2 separate regions of the Homo sapiens genome follow, and region 2 is linked to region 1. A link is a loop called in an ENCODE intact Hi-C map of the cell type or tissue named here. Cell type or tissue: endothelial cell of umbilical vein. All regions are shown on one strand. Links, peaks and the distances in the headings refer to the core of each region. The heading gives the core; the rest is flanking DNA. Region 1 overlaps VPS13D (vacuolar protein sorting 13 homolog D). Region 2 overlaps VPS13D (vacuolar protein sorting 13 homolog D).

Evidence for each region. Hi-C counts contacts between places; a loop is a spot of excess contacts. Peaks named below come from ENCODE experiments on the same cell type or tissue, not always from the same donor. Only the 100,000 strongest peaks of a DNase experiment are listed, where the experiment ranks them.
Region 2: it touches region 1 in a loop (4-fold over the local background); 18 of 110 quality-filtered maps call a loop at or near these places.

Annotation. Positions count from the first base shown.
Region 1 is chr1:12,400,606-12,412,252 of GRCh38, reverse strand. VPS13D (vacuolar protein sorting 13 homolog D) reads right to left here. Exons shown (of 70, transcript NM_015378.4): 62 at 10,549-10,645; 63 at 8,280-8,428. It also overlaps the pseudogene LOC124904680. Among named protein-coding and RNA genes, the nearest start is that of SNORA59A, 100 kb to the left of the region's middle. RefSeq lists a silencer at 6,403-6,697. In endothelial cell of umbilical vein, for the core only: CTCF peaks have their summits at 4,632 (motif pointing left) and 6,108; DNase peaks (open chromatin) are centred at 4,662 and 6,452; H3K27ac peaks cover 1,355 bases.
Region 2 is chr1:12,473,109-12,484,755 of GRCh38, reverse strand. The region is part of intron 67 of VPS13D (vacuolar protein sorting 13 homolog D); the gene reads right to left. Among named protein-coding and RNA genes, the nearest start is that of SNORA59A, 28 kb to the left of the region's middle. RefSeq lists enhancers at 3,044-3,562, 5,295-6,151, 6,152-7,009 and silencers at 6,368-6,662, 10,568-10,862. In endothelial cell of umbilical vein, for the core only: no CTCF peak of the experiment used is centred there; DNase peaks (open chromatin) are centred at 3,845 and 6,395; H3K27ac peaks cover 3,551 bases.

The sequences.
Region 1 (11,647 bases), core at 3,553-8,552:
CTGAATCTACAGATCAATTTGAGGAGCAACGACAACTTTACCGAATCTTCCAACTTATCGACATGGTATGTCCCTTCATCTATGTGGGTCTTTAATTTTTCACAATAATGTTTAATTGTTTTCTGTGTAGAGGTCTTATACGTCTTTGGTTGGGTTTATTCTTAGATACTGTGGTAGATTTAAAATGACCACATATTCTTTGCATCTTCTGTCAAGTGGTGAAGTCTATGTTCCCTCCACCTGAATCTTCACTAGCCTTGTGATTTGCTTCAGCCAATAGGATGCGAGAGATATAATAATGTGTGACCTTTGAGCCTGAGCCTCAAGAGAGCTTGGAGCTTCTGCACTGCCTGTTTTGATGCTTCCACCACGTGAAGAAGCTGGGAGTAGCTTCCTTGAAGATGGGAGACCATGTGGAAAGGGGTTCTGCTGACAGCCAGCACCAATCCGCTGGACATGAGACTGAGGTCATCTCATACCATTTAATCGCGTTTAACTGCCAGGTGAGTGCAGCCATATGAACAACCACTGGTGAGACCAGCAGAAGAAACACCCAGCTAGGTCTAGTCCAAATTATTAACCCACAGAATTGTAAACAAATAAGATGGTGGTTGTTTTAAACCACTGCAATTTGGCGTCATTTGTTACACAATAATAGATAATGATACAGTAGTTAATGTTTTCTTTCTCTCCCTCCCTCCCTCCCTCCTCTTCCCTCTCATCTCTCTCTCCTCCTCCCCCTTCTCTCTATCCCTCCCTCCTTCCTTCCTTCCTTCCATTTTTGTAGAGACAGGGTCTCCCTATGATGCCCAGGCTGGCCCTGAACTCCTGGGCTCAAGTGATCCTCCCACCTAGGCCTCCCAAAGTGCTGGGATTACAGGTGTAAGCCACCACACCCAGACCTGTTTTCTTAATAGCCTCCAAATTTTTCTTTTCTCTGTTATTATTGCTGACATGTAGAAATATAACTGTTTTCTATACTGTCTCTAGTGACCTTACTAAATTTACTTATTCTAATAACTAATCTGAAAATACTTTTAGATTTTCTAGTAAACGATCGTGTTTTCTACAAATAACGAACTTTTTATTTTCCTTTCCAGCTCCTATGCCTTTTACTTCTTTTTCAAAAAGATCATCCTTGACTTATTTTACTGGCTGAACTCCCGTGTAACGGTGAAAGAAGTGGTGATAATGGGTATCTTTCCTTTATCTCAAGAAAAAGCTTTTACTATCTCACCAATTAGTATGATGTTTGTTGTAGCTTTTTACCAGATAGACCTAAACAGATGAAAGCAGTTATCTTCTATTTTTAGCTTGCTGAATTTTTACTGTAGATGGATGTTAAAGTTTGTCAAACAGCTTTTATGCATTTTTAAATAATCATATTCTATTTTATCGTGTTGATGTGGTAAAATACCAAATTTATCTGCAAATGTGAAACTGAATGTGCATTCCAGGAAAAAATCCAATTTGGTTATATTAGCCTTCTTACATATTTCTGTTTTTGATTTACTAATATTTTGTTCAGATTTCTTTCTTCTATATTCATGAAAAAGTGCTGGTCTATAATTTTCCCTTATTATTTGATAATTTTTTTAAAAAAATTATAGTTTTCTGGTAAACTTCTTAGATACCTTCATAGTATTTTAAATTCTCTGTCTAAAAATACCAACATCCAGTTTATCTATGGTTCTGTTTCTAGTGTTTGTTTTTTCTCTTGGTCTCATCTCATCTTGGCCTGGTAATTTGTGACTGAATGCAACATTTTGTATGAAAACTTACAGAGACTTTGGATGAGTTTTTAGCTTCTGGTAGGCAGTTAGAGTAAGAAGCATAATGCCTAAATCAACCAGGGTTTGGGTTTTCTCAAGGCTGTGTTTCAGTCTTTATCTAAGTTCTGGTGTGTTTTAGTCCTTATGAGGCCTGGTGTAGTCCTTTAGCAGTCTCAACGAAAACCAATGCCATTCCTCCACTTTTAATCTCCCTAGTACCACAAAACTGCTTAGAAGACTGTTTAAGTTCTTCAGCCTCTTAGCTGCCACTTTTTGCTTGATTTCTCTCAGACTGTGTCACTTAGAAATCATCAAATATCTCAAGAAAGAAAGTACCTCAGATTATTGGGGTTTGTTTTCTGCCTGTCCCTTCTCTGTAAGATATTAGCCCTTCAATTACCAGCTCTCTTAGTAGCAATGAAGTCTAAGTTTTGCTTTGCTAGCCCCATGAGACTGCCAAAAGCTTTACTTGCATTCTCTGCCTGTTGGCAGCTGCTTTCTGCTTGGCTTCTTCACCTTTCTCCCCACACTGCTTACAAATCAGAAAAAGTCTCAAGAATAAAAGCAAAATAAATGTTGGGCTCACCTTACTGAGTTTCTCTCCTCTCATAAATCTTGAACTCTCCAGTCCTGGCTGTTTTGGTAGCTTTCCAATGGCTTCACATGGACACTCCCCAACCCCGCCCCCACGATCTGTCTTTTCTTGAAGTTCTCAACTAGCCTGGGTCTGCTATAAGCTGGTTAACAATCTCTGGATATGGGTCTATTTTCTGATTATATCTTTATTTAAAATGATTGATATTTCAAGGTGTTTACAAGGCATGCCAAATACTCTTCCTTACCGAATATAAAAACACTTTTTCATGCTAATATTACCAGTAAATCTCTGATTCACTTGGAATTTATCCTTACATAAAGTGTCAAGAATAAATCTAATTTTATATTTTTTCTATTGTGATTTAGTCTAATAGCACTATTGAAAAGTCTATATACTCCCCACTGAATTAAAGTCTCTTTATTATATATTAAAATTTCATGTGCAACTTAATGACATTTCTATTCTGTTTTCTTACTTATAATCTTTTTGCATGTGTCTTCTGAGACTGCCTTAAATTATTTTGGAACAAGAATACATTTAATTGAAATTCAATCATATAATGGAAGAAAGGGTGAAATTTTTTAAAACCATAGAGAAGGGAAAACTTTTTTGTGACTCAAAATTCAGATTCAAGACTATGCTTTCAGGGATCATTTCTACAGTTTGTTACTAGAGAATTTCTCTGAACATGTAGTTTTCAAAAAAAAATTAGATTCAAAACAGCAAAAGACTAATAAATTTGACAACATAAAAATAAACAGCTCTTGTATAATTAAACACAAACACACACACACACACGCCAAAAGCAAAGTAAAAAGACAAAAAGCTGAAGAAAAAATACTTGCAACTTTCATCAAAGACATAACTTTTAGAAAGAGCTTCTAAAATTAGAAGAGATAAAAGGCCTGACAGAAAAATAGACAAGTGACATAACCAGACAGTTCACAGAGAAAAATCTGGACCTTTAACATACAGATCAGGAAAAGAAGAAGTAGAATAAACGAAAACAGAAATAGGCAGAGAAGCAACAGAGCAAGAGGAGAACCAGAAAGGACAGATGTCAAGAACAGGGAAGTCAGCAATGTCAAAATGGCAGAGGATGCTACAAAGATAAGGCTAGAGAGAAAGGTCACTGGACTTGGTGCCTTGGGAAGTCACTGATAACCTCCTGCTAAGTAATTTCAGAATATTTTAGAGATTAATAGCAACCTCAAGTTGAGCTGGGCCCAGCGGCTCATGCCTGTAATCCCAGCACTTTGGGAGGCTGAGGTGGGCAGATAACTTGAGCCCAGGAGTTTGAGACCAGCCTGGGCAACATGGTAAAACTCTGTCTCTACAAAAAAATACAAAAATTAGCCAGGCATGGTGGCACGCACCTATAATCCCAGCTACCTGGGATGCTGAGGTGAGAGGATCATCTGAGCCCAGGAGGTTGAGGCTGCAGTAAGCTGTGATCATGCCACTGCACTTCAGCCTGACAGAGTGAGACCCTGTCTTCCCCACCCCGCAAAAAAGTCCAACATCAAGTTAATTCAGCCTAACTCTCCCTCTCTCTCTCTCTCTCTTTGGTATAAATAAAACAAGAAATGTTAAGTGGATGGCCTAAAGTCATATGGCTAGCTACTTGATTTTAGACTTGAATATGTGCATTTTCACAATAGCAACTACCTATTAGGTAGAAAGCATGAAAGCCAGAATGGAGGGTATTATTTCTCCTGAAAAATGTTCTGCTATTCATTCACCCATGCCTCACCCCACCTCATGGTGAGTGATGATAAAGTACGTGAGCAGGCCTTATTTTCCTCATTTCACTGTCGGAGAAACTGAGTGAACGTTCAGTAAGCTCAACTGCTTTGCTTAGAGTCATAAAATAAACACGCTGGGAAAACAGGGTACTGACAATCAGTTCAGCACTCTGTTTTGCCAATACTACTTTGAGCGTTACTTTATTCTCAGAGAAGAGAAAATGAGATCAAAACAAAGGCTTAAGGTAAAAAGCTTTTATACCCCAACTTTGTCCTTGCAACCAAATATTAAAGAAGAACCACACAAAGTAGCAAAGACTTTGAAACCTCTACTGAAATGTCAAAACCTTCATCATAGACACTATTACCTTTCCGAATGACTAAGGTGCTTGGTCTGAATCGAGGAAATATTCTGGCCCTTAAGTAAAAGTTATCCTTACCTAGTCATTTACTGCTTTTGGGACTCCACATTTGAAAAAGCTGAGATACAGCCCAGTGGTATGAATTATTCTGCCACCTTCAGGTTAATCTGGACAGTCAAAGTCGAGATGAGGGAACGAGCCAAACAGGGCTTATTCTTGTAGTAACTAAATGACTAATCAAATACAGTAGTATACAAAGTTGATGCTTATTTACTCAAGCAGCAGACAGTTTCCTGTTATAAAATGGATTTTGGAGAAGGCAATCTTGTGTTCATAAGCTCCTAATAAAAATAGGAAACTGTCTATTTCTACCTCCCCACGCGAAAACTGCTGAAGTCTTCCAGAAACTTCATAGAGTTGAAAGAAGAAATACCTGTCTATATACCATAAGGTCTCAGATCCCAAGCTATTCCCTCGGCCATGTCCTTTCCTTTCTTAGTTTATCCTGCACTAAACAAAACTGTCTGGAATTCATTCTTTAAAGGTTTATTTATGGTACATAGAGACTGTTTATGTGAAGCAGGGTATTTGCCTATTTCCCTCTTGGGACAATGTTTAAAACTACAGGGATATTTCCCTCTCTGGCACTTTCTGAAATACAATTAACAATACTGGATCTTTTTTCCTTTTAACAAATCTGGTTTTTATTTAGGGAGGGGAGGAAAAAAGTAAAGGGTCTGAAGTTTCCCAACAAATTATTTCAAGCCTTTGAGAAGACAGTTTTAGGCTTTTTAAATAGTGTCTTTGTTCGAAACTCCCCCTAACCCCCACCCTCTCACTCTGACCATTAAAATGTGGGTTTTCTTCCAAACTAGATTGCTCAATTAAAGCCCTTCTTTTGTAATACCCCAATGCTCTAAATGGAAAAAGGACTGCTGTAGGCCACCTCATGAAACCGTTTAAAGGCTCCTGGCCTCTTTTGATCTTTAAAAAAAGCCAAAAACACGTATAAACTACCTGGCATTTTCAGTATCACTCGGCCACTTTCTAACACGCAAACTTGAGAGAATGGAGAGAATGGGGAGTCAGGCAGGAATGCTGTGCTTTGGTCTCTGCATTTGTGAAATGGGACTATTATCTCCCCATTCTTCCACCGCAGAGTAAGGAATCCAATTGAGATAGCAGATGTGAAACTGCTTTCAGTCCTTTTGAACAGACACTATATCTGGCAACAATGTACCCTCAGTGTAAACCTGAAGAGACTTCCCTCTGAGATTTCTGACAGTCTCACTTCTGGCCTGGAGTCAGAAGAATCAAGATAATTATTCCTTCAATACCAAAGACGTGGTTTACCTTTTAGTCAGGCTCTCGTGACTCCTGTTCAGGGACAGGACTCCATTTTCTAAGCACACACTTTTAGCCATTATATATTCATCTAAAAGAGCATAGTACCCTTCTAAGAGCTACTAATAAAGGCATATTACTCTGTTAGAAAACTCTTTGAATAAATGACATTATTTTATGAGTCCCAGACTCCACTAGGAGACTCAAGACACAGTAAAATGTGACTCCCACAAGCTGAGAATTTAACTCTTTAGTCCCAATTCCCCGCACCCTGCTGGAAACATTAACTTACTACACTCGGCGTGCCCCCTACACACCTCATCACATGGCTGCTCCATGTAATTGTTTCACAATGATTTGAAAAATGCCCTGAAAATGTTCCTTCAATTCAGTGCCAGATGAAACATTCAACTGAAATGATTTCGTTGATTGTATGCCGAGCGCACACACAACCATCATGTAACTGGGGGGGGCTGGAGCTACTTCAACTGCAGAAAATCAGACTGCTTTTCTCAGTCTGGGGAGTTTTCTGCTGGGAGCAATTTGAAGGGAATAGTGAGGTGTCTGTGTTTCTTAGTAAGATGATTTTAAAAACAAGAAGTCCTCAACCCTCAGGAAATGCTTCACATTGGTTTGCTGGGCAAGTGCCAAGTGCTCTGGGTGAATATATACTTTATCAAACAAACCCATTCCAAAGGTCACACAAGTCAAGTGGATACTTGTGGATATTAACAAGATAGTGGTTTTCCCATGGTTTTCCCCTCACTCCCATGCTAACTATAAGTATCTTTAATCTCCTGGGAAACATGAAATTAAAGCGAATGAAGCAGACAGGGCAGTGAGTGAAGGGCACGCTGCACTCTTCCAGAGATGGCTGCAAGAGCCATTCCTGCTCCAGGTCCCCACCAGCACTCCCTGTGGCTTGGCCCCAGTTTGCCACCCCAATGCTGTCACCCTTGCCCTACCCTTACCCAAATGTGATCTGATGTTGACCAGACTACTGTCTCATTACCTGTGTGTCAATTTTAGAAGCTGTGAGTTGGCAGACACGGCCACATGAGGCCCACACATGTGTTTTGTTAGGCCCACAAGGTTTAAAAAAACCAAAAAACTTGAATTGGTTGCCAATGTTTAAAAACCAGGAGATTCCACATAAAAATCCAGATTTCCGGTTTCTCTTTAAAAATCTGAAGATCTGGCAACACCAGGTTCACATTCCTCCATGACAGCAAGCGGCTGGAGCGGGTTGTGGCGGCCCCTTCAGATGGAGCAGGCACTCCTGGTTGGGCAGACACGACACCACCCCGGTGTGCAGCTCCACTCGCTGCATCGCCAGCGCAGCTCCTGCGGGCATCTACGTTAGGACCCTAGACTTACTTCTTATCTGCTCATATCTCTAGCTGTTTCTGCGCAGCAAGATGACTATCTTGTAGCATCTTAGAGGAGGCAGCATGGGGCAGTGAGAAGAGTCCTCGACTGGTGGTTAGTAGGAAGATGGAGGTCTTGAGTATTATCTTTAAGTGCAACAGAATGAAAAACCAGAACCAATGGGTCCAAGCTGCAGGGGGCTGACTTTGACTCAAACTAAGGAAAGACTTTCTAACACCCCTGGATCCACTCCTGCTCCTATCACTTCCTAGCCACACAGCCTTGACTGACAAAACACTTTGAACTTCAATTTCCCTGTCTACCAAGCAAGTACATCACTGAGGACTCACAGGTCTAAAATTCTCTGGTTCCTTATGTTCTATGGGGAAGCATAGTATAGTGAAAAAAAAAATAGACTTTAGAGTCAGACAGGCTTGGATTTGAATCCCAGCTTTCTTCCTTGATGAAGATAAACTTTATGGCTGAAAATGAAGACGGTGTTCAGGCTGTGTCTAGTAAGTAGTCATCAAGATGGTCTAAGGGCTTCATCCTGATGTGGTGGTAGAGAAGGCCATATCCCAGTGGGTAAGTGGGCTGAGTCGACTTTAAACACTCCTAGTAGACAATCCTAGTGACAATCATTCAAAAAGAGGTGGATACTTAGGAAGAGAGAAGTAGGAAGGTGAGCAGGCCTCGGGCACAAAAAGAAGATGCTGTCTTGACTGCTTTTTCTCTTGATCCTGGACACAACTTTAGGAAAAAGGCTTTTATCTCACTGAGGTAAGCCAGGAGCTAAACAGAGAGCAAATGGGTTTTACAGAATTATCTGTGAATCTCTTGAGCTACTCCTTGATCTTCGGCAATGTCGTATTTAAGTTTCGTTTTTTTTTTTTTTTTAAAGACAAATACACGTAAGTCAATAAACCTTCTGAAAAAGGAAATCTGTAAAAATAAAATGTCTGCTATGAATGATGATGAGGGACAAAAAAAAAAGCACACACACACACAACAACAAACAACAAATAGTAAACACACTCATTCTTTTCCAAGGAAAAATCATCTAAAAAAATTTACCCAAATAGCAGCTCACCTTAAGATCCAATGGGAGCTTGTTGGAGGTGAACACACTTAGCTTGATCTGAGGAATGCTGATTTTGAGATTTTCAAAGTAGTATCGAATTGGTGTTCCACCTTGCTCAGCTGTCTTTTCATGGAGGTTTTCATCATATTTTTCCACCTCTGGTACAAAGGAAGAATTAAAAAAACAAAAAAGAATTTCTTAGTCTCATGATCCACAGAATCCACTTTGTATTCACATAGAAAAAAATCATCAAAAAAAGGAAACCATCTATCACTCTCGATTTAGTTTGTGAGGGTACAGTGACGTGTATAGTATTCTGATGCCATTCTTTGTAAGAGTAGATCTGTTTTGTGTTGTTTATCAAAAAAGAAGACTAGCATGTTAACTTGTGACTCCATACCATCCAACAGATGTCATCTTTGGAAAAAATCATCCAGATGGAAAAGCCAAAGGCCACAGGTGTATTTGTTAGCAATGTTATTATCAATGACCCAGATTATCTAAATTTATTTTCCTAGGATCATATCCAAATAAGGTCTTGGAGTGCAGTGTAACTGAATCAAAATGGATATCACCAATTCACGAATCTGAGTGAAACATAAATGCCTGAAAAAGAATCAGGCTGCGGGCTGTAAAGACGTAATATCACTACAAGCAGCGCCCTGTCTCCCAAATGGTGGACATCCATTTAAATAGGACAATCAAGGCAGATTTTTTACTTGCCATCTCATGAAATAAAAGGAGTAGCAGGAGTAGCATGGGCTACAACACAGCAATGTGCTCTTTGCACTTGATGCTGTATGCACATCCAACTGGGCAGCATATTTTGCCTTGGCTTCACGTGCCTTGGAAATAAAACCAGAGAGCTGGCACATACCTACTTATCAAACACATTTATGTTGTAAGCTATCATCAGTGCTACTTACAGAAAAATGATACTGCAACAGAGACCTGCCCATTTATGCTGAGGAAGCAGAAACAGCTACAGACAGGATGGCAGGTACTTTAAGGAGCAGCAGGACTGGGCTTGTGGACCTGAGGGCTGCATGCTGCCTCTGTCCCATCCCATCAGCACTGGTGACAACATACCAAAAACATGGGAAGCAACCCCTTAGTCAGCTCCCACTTCAGTGAAAGGCAGGCAAGGATTTTACAAAAGTCTAAATCCATGCTTGAGGAGAAATTTATTACAGCAACTTATAAGAAAATTTACAAGAAAAGCATGTCGAATCAAATTTAAAGTAAAACTTCCCAGGAAGGTACCAAAACAGAATGGATACCTGGCAGGCAGGCTCCCAAGTGGCTGTCTGAATACAAATAAACACTGGCGTTCCAACCCAAAGTGGAAAACACAGCATTAAACAGACAGGATCTTGCTCTTGATCCCAAATACTCTTAAAGCTTAAATTCTAAATCTGGGATAAAAAGAACAAAAATATTTTTCTTGCATTGTGTGTATGTATGTACATGTGTACACACATTCCCAGTGATTTTTTTCTCTAGCCAACATGGGCAGATAAACATAAAAGCCTCTTTCTTATCATTTCTTCAGGCTCAATATTTAGTTTAGGCTTCAAAAGACTGAGTATTACTGACTTTTTTCTAAGCTGTATACACAGCCATGAAAAGCCCATCTAAGAGCGGAAGGAAAGGCTGTGATGAGGAATCGAAAAGAAGCAACAGCTCAATTATTTCTGTAGCACTGCTGGAAACCTGGGCTTTTCAATAGCTTATCTTACTCTCTTCTACAAAGAAGAGAGTAAATAAGCAGAAACCTTTGTAATTACAAAAAGGCACAAGGGTTTGGATGTCAAAAGTTAATGAATTGAGGCTAGCCAATTTTATTTTCTCAACTAAACCAAAGGAACTGCCAAAGGGATTTCTGATTCTTGGCCTGGAGTCTGTTTAAGAAACAAAGGTTAGGAAACAAAATGGTTTGCTAAATGACTAATATCATTTCTGTCATCCTAGAGCAGATGAATCAAAAAAATGCAAAGCAAAGAGGAATAGTATACTGCTTCCCAAAGGTATACCACTGGATACTCCAGGATTCCAGAAGACCCTCTGAATGGCTCCTTTAGTTCACAGAGATAACTCAGACAACAAGTAATACTTTGAAAAAGCACAACTGAAACACAAGCCTTAGCTTCCTAGCTCAGGCTGAGATGTGGAAAGGGAGCCTATCAGACACCAAGGGGCTACCTATTTTTACAAACAGACTCAAAAATACCATCTTTGGACCAATTCCCAAACACAGACATAGAACATTCAACATTACCTGATTCTGCTTGATCGTAGCCAAAGAAACTTAGCAGCTTGAGGAGCAGTTTCTCCTCAATTTGCACTGTGAATCTCTGAGCTGTGATCATCAGATGCTAGAGATAAAGAAATTCTGATTTAAAGTGTGAACACCAGAAGGAACATTCATCTGTGCTATTAAGAAGGCCTCAATGACATGGTATGCTTTCATTAATCATGTGGCTTTATAACTATAATGCCAAATTATTTCTGGGTTATCTCTCTCTATATTGTTATGATTAACTAAAAACTCCAAAAGATGTTTAATAGATGGTTTGCCATTCTATTGTTTGGTTCCCAGGCAATCTGGGCCTCATTAGTCAGGATTCCAGCCTCAGATGCACTGTGGTGGATGAACTTTATGGTGTGTGCTCAGATGGATGGCAGCTAATTTAAGGAGCAGCATGGCTGGGCTTGTGGATCCGAGGGCTACAGGCAGGCTTGGTCCCATCAGCACTGGTGATAAAGGACCAGAAATATGGGAAGCAACCCCTGGTTGGCTCCCACTTTTCCAGAGTTTGCTGCTGGAACAGCTAGCTTGTGCGTGGAGACTCCTCCAAGAAAGAAAGTTTATCATTTGTAACTATCTGCTTTTGGTAAACAGTGTGGTAACTTAGGTAGCAGCACGTCTGTCTCAAGGTCAGACCCATCATAGCCCTTTCCCAATATTTCAGGGTTATTGTGTGTGTGTGTGTGTGTGTGTGTGTGTGTGTGTGTGTGTGCGCGCGCGCAGGTGCACATCTCACTCTATCACCCAGGCTGGAGTGCAGTGGTGTGATCGTGACTCGCTGTAGCCTCGAACTCCCAGGCTCAGGACCTCCCACCTCAGCCTGCTAAGTAAGTAGTTGGGACCACAGGTGCTTGCCACCAGGTCCAGCTAATTTTTGTATTTTTTATAGAAATGAGGTTTCACCATGTTTCCCAAGCTGGTCTCAAACTCCTGGGCTCAAGAGATCCACCCGCCTTAGCCTCCCAAAGTGCTGAGATTACAGGTGAGAGCCAGTGAGCCCAGCTGGGGTTATTCTATTTTTAATAATAGATCTGGATCATGCCTGGTCCTGACCTATCTAGAAGATGCT
Region 2 (11,647 bases), core at 3,335-8,334, 73 kb before region 1:
TCAACCAGCTTTTATCTGTACTTTCCCACCAATCTTAGGTCAGAAGAAACCAGGATTGAGACTGCTGGGCCACCAAGGTCCACGCTATGTCTCTACAGCTGCACTGACTGAGTGCTGAATGTGTACTGGACACTCCGAGCCTCCCAAGATTCACATAAGGAAGTATCTTACTAGTATTTCATTTTATGGATGAGGAAGCTATGCCTGGCAAAGCCAAACTAGATCTTGGGTCTTTCTGACTCTCTTGATGTACTTGGTCAACTTACTGAATGGTGTGATTTTAATGAAAATCTCTTTAATAGGTACTCTGAGTCCATCACTATGTGAGGTATTCTGAACATCCTTGAGGAATACCAAAAAAGGCAATAACAACAAACTCACAATCCAATTGGGAGGATAAGATCTACATCCTTGAAGTGACTCTGTAGGAAACCTAGCCCATGTATCAACAATGAAAGAGTGAAGGAGGTAAGTGGGAGCGCTGGGGTGGTCCGGCACTATATGCTACAGAGGGTAGGACGGGCTTCCTGGGAAGGCCTGGCCCAAGCAGGTCCCTGCCTCCAGGCACAGCAGGATTTTTACTAATACAAGGATGTACAGCATCAGTACCAACTGGTCACGTTTTACAACAGGAACTGGTGGAAAGAAATACTAAGAAATAGGAGGAAACAAAAATAAAAACCATGTAATAGGCCACGCCACATATAATCCAAAAACATCTGGCTGAAGCCTCATTCTTATTTTTATTTTTTTTTTTTTGAGAGGGAGTCCCACTCTGTTGCCCAGCTGGAGTGCAGTGGCACCATCTCGGCTCACTGCAACCTCCACATCCCGGGTTCAAGTGATTCTCCTGCCTCAGCCTCCTGAGTAGCTGGGATTACAGGGGTGCGCCACCACACCCAGGTAATTTTTGTATTTTTAGTAGAGACGGGGTTTCACCATGTTGGTCAGGCTGGTCTCGAACTCCTGACCTCGTGATCCGCCCACCTCGGCCTCCCAAAGTGCTGGGATTACAGGCGTGAGCCACCGTGCCTGGCTGAAGCCTCATTCTTAATGCCAAAGCGATTCCTAAAGAACTGTAGGCACAGTGATGGTCTTTTATAAAGTCATGATGCAGATTCTAACTTACAGGAACGGAATTCACCAAGAGACTGATATAAACTTTGTTAATATCTGGAAGAAAGATATGTACTTACATGGATGACAAACTGGCTAAATGACAACTGTTGGAAGGGTTAGACCAACACTAGATAAGAATTAAAAAAAAACCACACACTAAAAAGACAAATTCTGACCTTAACGGGTTTAAAAAGATTGAAGCAAAGAATACGCAATGTAATTCACAAAAGAAGAAAAATCCAAATGGCCAACTGAAACACGAAAAGATGTTTCAACGCTTCTAATTCTCAAAGAAATGCAAGTAGTAACACAGATACTCACTCTTTCAGATTGGCAAAGACTTAAAAGAGTAACAATGCCTGGTTCTGAGTACAGTATCTGGCACACTGCAGCTACTTCATGTAATTCTTGACTGAATTCTGAATGAATGAATAGCCAGAGCTGGTACACGGCTGGAGGAGTCAGTCCTCTCACACACTGTGGGTGGGAGTACAAATTGTTTCAACTCCCTAGAAGGCAATTCACAATGTGTTTCAAAGCAGAAAATATACACACCCTTAAATCCAGCAATCATAGTTTTAGGACTTTAGCCTAAGGAGAGAATTATTCAAGTAAGATGGGATATATGTAGAGGATGCTTACAACAGCAACAAATTAAAAACATCCATCAATGGGGAACTAGTTAAGTAGCTTATGGAATATTTGTATTATAATATTATGTAAATGTTAAAAATGATTTTTGGAATGGAAAGACGTTCTAGCACCATTGTGGAGTGAAAAAGATTAGACATCAACATATGTACTCCCATTCATGTCAAATCATATATATATACTAGTATATATATATGTATACTATGTATACATATATGTATACTATGTATACATATATGTATACTAGTGTATATACACATATATACCCATAGAGATGTCTGGTGGGGTTACCATTATTAATCTCTTTGCTTGTCAATGCCCAGGGAGAATAAGTCCTTTTTATTTTCTTCTTTGAAGTGGGAATAATAGTACCCATCACATTCGTTTTGTAAGGATTAAAGAGATAATTCATGCAAGGCCTCTGGAGCAGTGTCCATACACTCTAAGAAATCATATATTGTATGTATTTTCAGAAGTTTACATTTGTACATTCTTTAACTTACATAATCAAACTATGTTTTAAAAAAGATGATACAGAGAGCATTCAGGCACAAATGCCAAAATGTCTAATATGCATTTAAAATCAAAGCATGAAGAGTGCAAATTTCTACCATCATATACCGCATACAGCACAGGCTGGGTGCAGACTAAGAAAGAAGGCGTCAGAATGGCCAGGCTTAGTCAGGAATGGCTTTCTTCTGGATAAGGGGAGGCTGGGTGGAGTTTCTCAAGAGTAAAGGGCCATCAGTTGACCATTACTATCTATGCCTCGTCTCCCAAGATTGGGAGGCAAAGCCCTGTACTATCCTAGCTGGTGGTGAACAGGGCCGTGAAAGTTGCTTTGTTAACCCAAGGGTCATCTGCAGGTCTCCTTCCTAGCCTGCCTGACTTACTTCTCCAGCACGGTCTTGCTTTCTGACCCTGAACAGCAGGAAGGCGGGCTTCTCTTGCTTGCAGTAACCAGCCAGCTTGGAGCAGCATGCCTCTAACCGAGGAACAGGAAGGGCTGGCTGGTCCCAAATGGACCCAGGTGCTCAGCACTCTCCCTAAAGTGCCATGAAGCAAGACACAGTTTGCAGACAGGGGTACTCAATGAATGGGCAAAAGCTCTCTGCCTCCTTGCTTGCCCGAAATTCCCTTCTGGCCAATATAGGGAGAGAGAACATCTGGAACTGGTTTTGAGGCTCCCCAGCTGCAGAGTCACTAGAGTGAAGGGGTTTACAGACTGTCCTTTCTGATTCTCATCAGGGTGAACTACAGCCTAGAAGACAAGCTGGTTCAGAGACCAAATCAACTTTGCTTTGAAATGTTCTCCTTTCCCCATCCCCCTTGAAAGCAGAATTAATGATCCAGGTGGTGGGAAATCAAAAAATAAAAGAGAAGGACTTGGGGTCACCTCAGGTGCATTTCTGTGCCTTCATAAAAATCAGATACACCCCTTGGGTCAGAGTTGACACCAAACCTTCAGAGCACTTGTCCTTCTAGGAAACAAGAACCAACAACACTGAATCCATTTGAACTCCTGGACTGTAGGTCTTGCCTCTACAAGCCTGGAAATCGATATATATAAAATGTGTTAGAACTTGGTGGAAGCCAGTGGGGAAAGAGGCTAGGCCCTTTCAGGTCAGGGAAGGGGTTGGGCACGGAGGGGAAAGACCCATCTGGTGACAGCTACGGCTCACACTACACTATGTGCCTTTTCTACTTGGCCCCGTTGGGTACTGGGATGCAGACTTGCAAGCAGGACAAACTGATCAGCAGCAGGCCCTGGGCCCCTGCCTGGGCCTCCCCGTGCCTCTGGGAAAAGCAGGTGCAGCCAGGAGTCGGCCAATGCAGAGGCAACAGCACCACTTCCTGTCATGCTTCTCTGAGCAACACAAAGCCTGTGCTCTAGACTTTCCTCCAACTGAGGGTTTGTTTCTCCCTCTGGACCTGGGGGCAAAAGGCAGACAGAGAGGGCAGGTGCCTGTGTCTTCCAAAGACCAAGTTCCTTGGGGTGGAGAGAAGCAAGCAGGCCTAGGGCAAACTTGAAGTTGACAAAGGAGAGTGAGTCACACAGAAGGCAGGAAATGAGTCTTCAGTTACTGCTCTTCATTGCTCCCTTTCCAAAGGATTGCTCAGATCCAAGAAGCTGAGACCAGACTTCCTTCTGCATGTTACATAAAGCACTGGGAACCTTCTAGTTAGTGCCCTCTTTGTCTTGAGATTTTTGCAGATAAGAATTTCCATAAATCCCAGTTAGTCAATCATCTGGCTACCTCATGGCATTTTTAGGTATGGTTAAACAGAACCAGAAAATTTCAAAAGAGCAGCAGAATTCCTTTATACAATTTAACCTTAAATACATGATGAGGAGAACCCTCAAACAGGTACTCCATTAAAAGTCAGCCAGTACCAACGTTTGCTGAACTTCAGGATTAGCAATCATGTAATGGAGTCCAGATCGTAAGTTAGCTCCATCCTGGGACTCACTACCAGAGCCAATTTCTAGGTTTTTAAAGCACTTTGACCATGGAATCATAACACAATCCAACAATCTCTGGGTTGGCCAGCCATTTAGTCTCTTCTCCTACCTCTAGAAAGCTTCTGTCCAGGATCCGTGGCACCCAAACAGAAGCTCTCCCTGGCCTCCAAAAGGAGATGGCTATGACATACTGAGCACATGCACCTGGGACAGTCTACTGCGGAGGCTTCTTGTACTGTGTACCAGCTGGAGTTCCCAGGTTACCGCCTGGTGAAGATGGTCTTGGCAGCATGGCAGAGCAAAGATGGGTTGCAGCAGAGAAGTGTCACTGCTATTCTGTGACAAACTGGCACACTGTGAACTTGGAAGGCTGCAGTAGTTCATTATTTCAGGAGTGGAATGGGGTACACAGGGATGGACCAGGGACAGCACAGCTCCTGGGCACAAAGCTTAGTGACCTGCTTCTCTAGGCACTGGCACTAAAAGGCCAGGGTCTCTCCATGCTCAGGCCCACTGCTGTTTGGCCCAAAGAGGCCCTTGAACATGAGCCCTTCCAAGCTTCCCAGCTATAGTATATCCCTCACACTGTCTCTGTGTTAAGCTGGTGGGCTGAGGGAATTCAATACATACCCTTCATTCGCATTGTGGGGTCCAAATTTTATAGTACCTCCTCTCCAAGTGAACCAGGGTCTTTGCACAAATCTTCTGGGCTATAGGCAGATATTAAGCTCCTACCCTTCATATCCAAGAATCGAAAGGAAGTAGACCTAACACTTGGTCAGATGCTTTGGATTGAAATCATGAGGTCTTTCGATGTGAGGGACCGAGAGATGGCCCAGAAGCAGCACAGAGATTAGGAGCATGTACTCTGTGTTCAGTTGGCCAGGGTCCACATTCTGGTTCCCTTCCTTACTACCTCTGAGATCTTAGACAAGTTACGTATCCCCTGTGTGCCTCAACTTTCCCATCTGTACAATGGGGAAAGTATAGCACCCACCTCATAGGGTGGTTGTGAAGACTGAATACTAATGACAGCGATACCATGCAAGCTAGTCAATGTTTTGGATCAATTTCTGCAGCACTGTCATCCCGAGCAGGTGTCTGCCTAAGAGGCATTGTCCATTGCAGACAAGCAGCAATCTGGAAGTGACAGACACAGATTTCTTCCTGGACACCATGGACAAAGCACAGGCAGGTCCCGAGTTTGGCCAAAGAACGTGACTGGCTGATGGACAGGACTAAACTACCCCTTCGCCCACTTTCTTCCTTTTGTCCTTTGAACACAGGCAGCCCTTTCTTTCTGACTATACTTATGCTAAATCCTTGTTTGTCTGCCCATTTCCTCAATGCAGTGCCCACTGTAAGAACCCAGGCCACTCCAGGCCTTGCTGTGACAATGTGCCTATTTCTACATGCCCTCCCTATTGAATGGACAGAGTTCCCATGGGGCCACCGGCCTCGGACAGTGAGAACTCTGGGCTCACAGGCCACTCCGTGGGGCGGCCTTCCACCTGCTCTGTTTTAGCACCTGGGCGTAGCTGTGGAAGGCCAGAAAGCAAGGCTATTAACAGCTTTCGAGGTGATGGGGAAGGAAAACGGCATCATCCCAAGCTTGACAAGAGCACTCCACGGCCGGCATCTGACCCACCTCTGCCACCGATGCGGCCTCCTTGGAGACAGGCAGGTTTCCTGTGGTGTCAGCCCTGTTTCCTCCAGCAACATTATACCACAAACAGAGAGCTACTCTGAAGAAAGCACTAAGGTGTCCCGTTTCTGGCCGGGGGGAGGGAGGCAGACTGCTTTGCTTCTCCAGAGAGAAACATCACCGTGCCTTGACCCTCTCTAGACAGCGTTTCTTCCTCTCCCCAGTCCTGAAAAGCTGTTTGAAGAAAAGAAACGTGCAGGCTTTCCTTTATGACCTCAGATGGGCAAGTTCTGAATGGCAGCTGGTTCTATTACATGCAGTGTGAGAGGGTTAAACAGGACAGCCTCGACTCTTTATAAACTTTTGCCCTGTGGATATGCACTCATTGGCGGCAGTACAAGACTCGAGCTGTATTACACGCCTTAATGATATGGTTCAACTGTCGGTCAGGCTTGGGCCTGGCATTGGGCCAGACCGCAATCAATGGGACACAGAACCTCCCCCTTTCAGATCATCACGAAGGCTCATATTATCTCCTTTTCGTCGTGCTGGTTAAATTTATGGAGCAGAACCCTGAAGCCGCATTCCTCGGCCTGGGCCGGCCCACGCGGCACTCCCTCCCTTTGTTCGGTACTGTAAGCCAGCCGTGCTTCGGAGGACTACAGGGTTGTTAGTTCAGGCACTGACTGTTTGCTCATGACTGAAGTGAAAAGAGTTCAGGGGAAGGGCAAAAGGACAGCCCAAGTGTAAAACCCCATCCCAGCAGGCCCTGGGCCCCTATATATAGGCCCCGAGCTGCTCCTGAATGTCACATTTCACTTTGTTCTCACAAAAGCAAAATCTTCAGTCTGATCCCTGACGAACCTTCCATAAAACAGCTGCTGAGTCCTCCTACAGTGCACCCCCACTTGAACTCCTGGATTTTCTGGGGTGCCATGGGAGGCAAGATTGCCCTTAATACAACCACACTAAAAAGGAGACAGATCTCTATAGCTATCTGCTAGTCCTTCCAGGTTCCACAGGAGATGGGAATGCCAACCCTGGTTACTAGCTGGTCTTATTTTTAATGTAGAAAAAAAAAATTTATTTTTCGGTCTTTGGCTATAAGGGAGGGATACGTGAGTGCTGTATGTGAATGCATGTGTGTGTGCACAGGAGGGAAGTGTTTATAGGGGATTTAGTCTTATGGAATCAAATAGGAGAAGGTCCCAAGCATTAGACCTGCCGAATCTATCCATGTGTTCTCATTAATGCTCTGATTAGCATCCAAAGTGTTAAACAAGCAGCTCACATGGGCAGGACTTCATTTTAGTTTTAGAGTTTAGCCCAAGAGGAGGGCTTTCCTGGAATGTTCTAGAGTGGCACATTTACAACTCACTACAGAGGACGCCACTGGAGGGCTGGAAAGGCAGGTCATCGCGGAGGTGAATCCAGGCTCTCCAAGTGATTAACTGTGAGTCTATGGTTTGTCACATCGAGCTGTTGTGTATTAGTGGGTCCACCTGTAAAATGAGGCTACTGGGTTGAATTTTGGAAGTCTGAAATGATTACTAGAACTCTTCTAACGAAGGCCCAAGCAAAATAGAGAAAGAAAGAGTAGGAGGAACATAGAGAAAAAATCCAAAACCAAAAACAAACCAAAGGTATAAGAGGAGCAGGTGGGAAAAATGGCCTCTGAGGGGTGAGCCACTGCTGACTTGATACGTGTTTTTCTGGTCAGTTTTGTCTTCACCCATCTTGATACTAAGAGTTGGGCCCAAGCTTGTTAAAAATAAAAACAGAAATCCCATACTAGCAACTACATGCCCACTGGCACTTTCCAATTCCGGGCAGAAGCAGACTTCTTTGATGGGGTTCAGTGAAGCCAGTGGTCTGTTTCAAATCAGACCCTAGTTCTATCTGCAGGTGAAAAGTCACGCTTCCTCCTTCGAAGTTAAGCTATGTATTTCTGAACAGAAACTGTAAATATACTCTCGGATTTTCCTCACAAGGTTTCCTTGTCTACTGTGTTTGGAGCTGGTAAGTGAATTTGCCATTCCGAATCTTAATTTAAAGCCCCTTTTGGTGGTGGAGGCAGGGTAGAGAGGAGGTGCCACGGATCACAGAAAACCATCTCTTGTTATATCCCTCTTGTCTATGCTTTTGTATACTATTTGTTCTGGTTTGTTTAAAATATAGTGTTATAGAGAACCACTTAAGCTGGGAAATAAAAGGCAACAAAGAGGTAGGCTAAATTTAGGAAATTTTCAAGAAAAATGTGTAATCCAGTCAATCTGTCTCCAGTTATTCATATACATGTTCAGGGTTCAATTAAGTCTTTAGTCATAATATGCCACATCTCCCAGGACAATCTACAAAGCACTTGCACTCACATGATCACGCAGGTTACATTAATACACGTAAATGAATCCAGTCTCCATTAGGCGTTGAGTGTGTAACACGAGGACTCCTGAAGGCCTACTTTGGCCCATCATGAGCCCAGATGCATCAGGAGTCTCTGATATATTAAAATTTGGAAAGCTGGACCTACCCCTGAGAATGAGACTTTAATATGGGCCAAGACAGACTGAGAACTTATAAACTCAATGCCCCTGCTTCCTGTTGACTTTTTCTATCTCAGGATCACTTTTATGACAATATTCCAGGAACATGCAATTCTAAGTAAATAAACTGGCCAAACTCTGAAAATGCAGGAACACAAGTTGCTTACAAATGAGATGTAGAAACCAGGACAAAGAGAGCTGCCATAGCAGACTCACTGGTGTGCACGCTTCTCTCTTGTACATTCTGTGGTTTGCCTGTTCCACGAGCTATGTGACACTGCTATTTACTCTAGCACTGTGGCCAAGGCTAAGAAGTACTCATCTAATATGGGTTTGGGAACTAAAAGGAAATATGTTTTGGAATTTACTTTTTCACACCCACACACCATTCTTGTACAAAATGCCTCTGTCAAGGTGTTTTTTTGTTTTTTGTTTTTTTTTTTTTAAACATTGATTTCTTGGCCATCAGCTAAAAGAAACTAAACATTCAAGTACCTCCACGATGACTGAGCATGCGGGAAGTGGTTTATTTACAACAGGTTCCCTGGACATTTTATTTGATGTATGCTGTCCTGACAGACTCCACCCATGTGATCAAGCCTGCTATGTATGTCTGGGGCCACTTTGTAGTTTTCCCAAAGGTGAAATCAGAGGGAGGGCTGAAGTGGTGACAAGGCCAAATTGGCTACAGACTCAATCCCTTGCGGGGATGAGATGTAACTCACTTAAATGGTGCTAAGTCCAGCTGGGGATTAGGCTAGGGCCACAACCTGCCAAAGAATACTTTAGGTACACTACAGCTGCAGATTAACCTAGTGCTTTTTTATTTTTAGAATCCATTATCGGGCTGCCATATATTCTGCATGGGCTTTTTCTTCATTCTAATATCCAGCTTCCTCCCTGATGGCAGAGCCAGCCCTAGGAAGGGAGCTTCCTCTGTGCCACTCCTCCAGGAAGTTACACAACTAGTTATTCACCTCAGCCATGCAGACATGACCAGGGCAAGGATGACCCTCTCCCCCTTTGTATGGGGGAGAATGACCTGAGATGGGGATATAAAGCTGTCTGCACAAGGTCACAAAGCACAGTAGCATCAGAGCTGGAGTCAGGGCTCTGCTCTTGTGATTTGCAATCCTGTTCTCTTGCCAAGGGGCCAAGCTGCTTCCAGTACCCAAAGGGAACATCCAATAGCTTATTTTGATCACAGAGAGTTGAGTCAAGAAGGAACTGATCCTATGCTGACAAACTGAATGAATGTGAACTGCTGCCACTTCCGCACAATACATCAGGACGAGGCTCCATGCTACTCTGTCAGCTCCACCACTGCCTTTGGGAAAAAGAATAAAATCCCATGAATCTCTCTAAAACTTAAAAAAAAAAAATCTGCATTAGTATATTGGGCTTTAATAGGGTTTTTAAAAAATCTGTCACTACAGTGCGTTGTACTTATCATATGTTCTAAGAAGAGCCCAAGTCGCAAATGAATTGCCTGTGGCCTGAATGCTATTCCCCCAAGAGCTACCTCCCTTGCCTAAAGGATACCCAGAATTTCCTAGGAGGCTCAAAAGGCAACAGTTAAATTTCGGGAATTAGGACAAATGGGAGGATGAAGTTTGAAATGAATTACAAAGGGAACATTTATAATCTAGAAAATGTTCATTTTCAAAGGCTCAAGGCATTACGATAATCCACAGTTATCGATCTTGTATTTTCATTATGCAGAAATCGTGAAATAAAAGGTGCATGATGAAAGCAGTGTTTGAAAGGGCCCATCAGACTTAGCTAGAAATGAAAGAAATAGTTTTTCCTCTTAAACGCTTAGCCCTGAACTTTTTTTTTTTTAACAGACCTAGGGGACCCCGACCTACATAATAATATTGTTGTGAGATTGTCCTGGTGGGAGTCAGACAGATCAGCCCTCGACAGTTCCAAGAGCCCCACTGAAAAGGAATCTGATTCTACAATTTAAAACCCTTAAATAATACTGAACAGTGGACTGTCATGCGTCTGGAAAATATAACCATTTTTGAAGAATGCTTTCCAAACCACGTAATGCTTTTAAAGCTGTTTATCAAAAGAGCTGGATGAGCCACGGTGGCCTGAAACAGTTTATCAGCTGTTACAGGGTCGCATGCCCCATCCTAATTTCCTTAAGCACTCCATCATTCTCGGTTGTCCTAGTCTCGGCAGACAACAGATGCCAATGTTTGGAGACATTTGCTACATAACTTTTACCCGACAAACCTGGCTCCAGGACAGATTTCCATGTCATGTGGGGCTTTTGGCTGAACTCTGCTCGAACCCAGAGGCATATCATTTACAGCAGACACTAACAATAGTTTGGGGTCACCTGCTCTTCACAAGTGGGTTCAGAGCAAGTTCGTGGCCTCTGCACACCTTTTCCAGTGCGGTTCCCACACACAAAGGCTCAGAGCCCAGGAGAGTCCCTCCACCCAGCAACTCAACCAGGTTTGGTGGCCTGAGTTCAACTGTTCATTTTGTGTGAAGAAAGAGAATGGGAAGGACAAAAGCCCAGCCAAGCACATGAACTCCTAGTCCTCACACTCTAGCAGGTGGTCAGCAAGAATTCGGGGACAGGGTTGAATTTAAGTAAGAGCTAGGGACACAATCCCTGTTTCACCTTCACACAACATTCCAACATTCAGGGGAGAATATTCACACTGACACCATTTCTTGAGCCCTACCTGCATGCCACATGCCAGGCTGAGTGCTTTATATACATGATATAATTTAATCCACGTAACCACCCACCGAGGTAGGCATATGACTCAAAGGAATCTCATCTCAGAGAGATTAAGAGGGGAAAAACTTGTTCCAGGTCACAGCCAAGCAGCAGCCCAATGACTCAAACCCAGGGCCAACCGACTCCCCAGTAGGCCTGTTTACCCTCGCACTGCAGATGCCGGAAGCAGCCAGTGCTGCGGAACCCCTTCTTGCTTCCTGCAAATGCGTGGTTTCTTTTCACACTGACTGCCACGTTGCCCCTTCCTATTTCTTTTTCAGAACTGGGGAAGAACCTGTGATTTTACGTCCTTTCCACATCTTTTTCTGAAACAAGCGCTTCTCTTTGAAGAAAGACCTCTTGCCCTTGGAGTGTCAAGATAAGAAAACTTTCAGCAACTTCCCTTGGAAACTACAAAACACCCATCAGCACCCAGGATCTAAGTACAGTCGCTCCCCAGCTGCTGGCCCCTCTGAATAGCT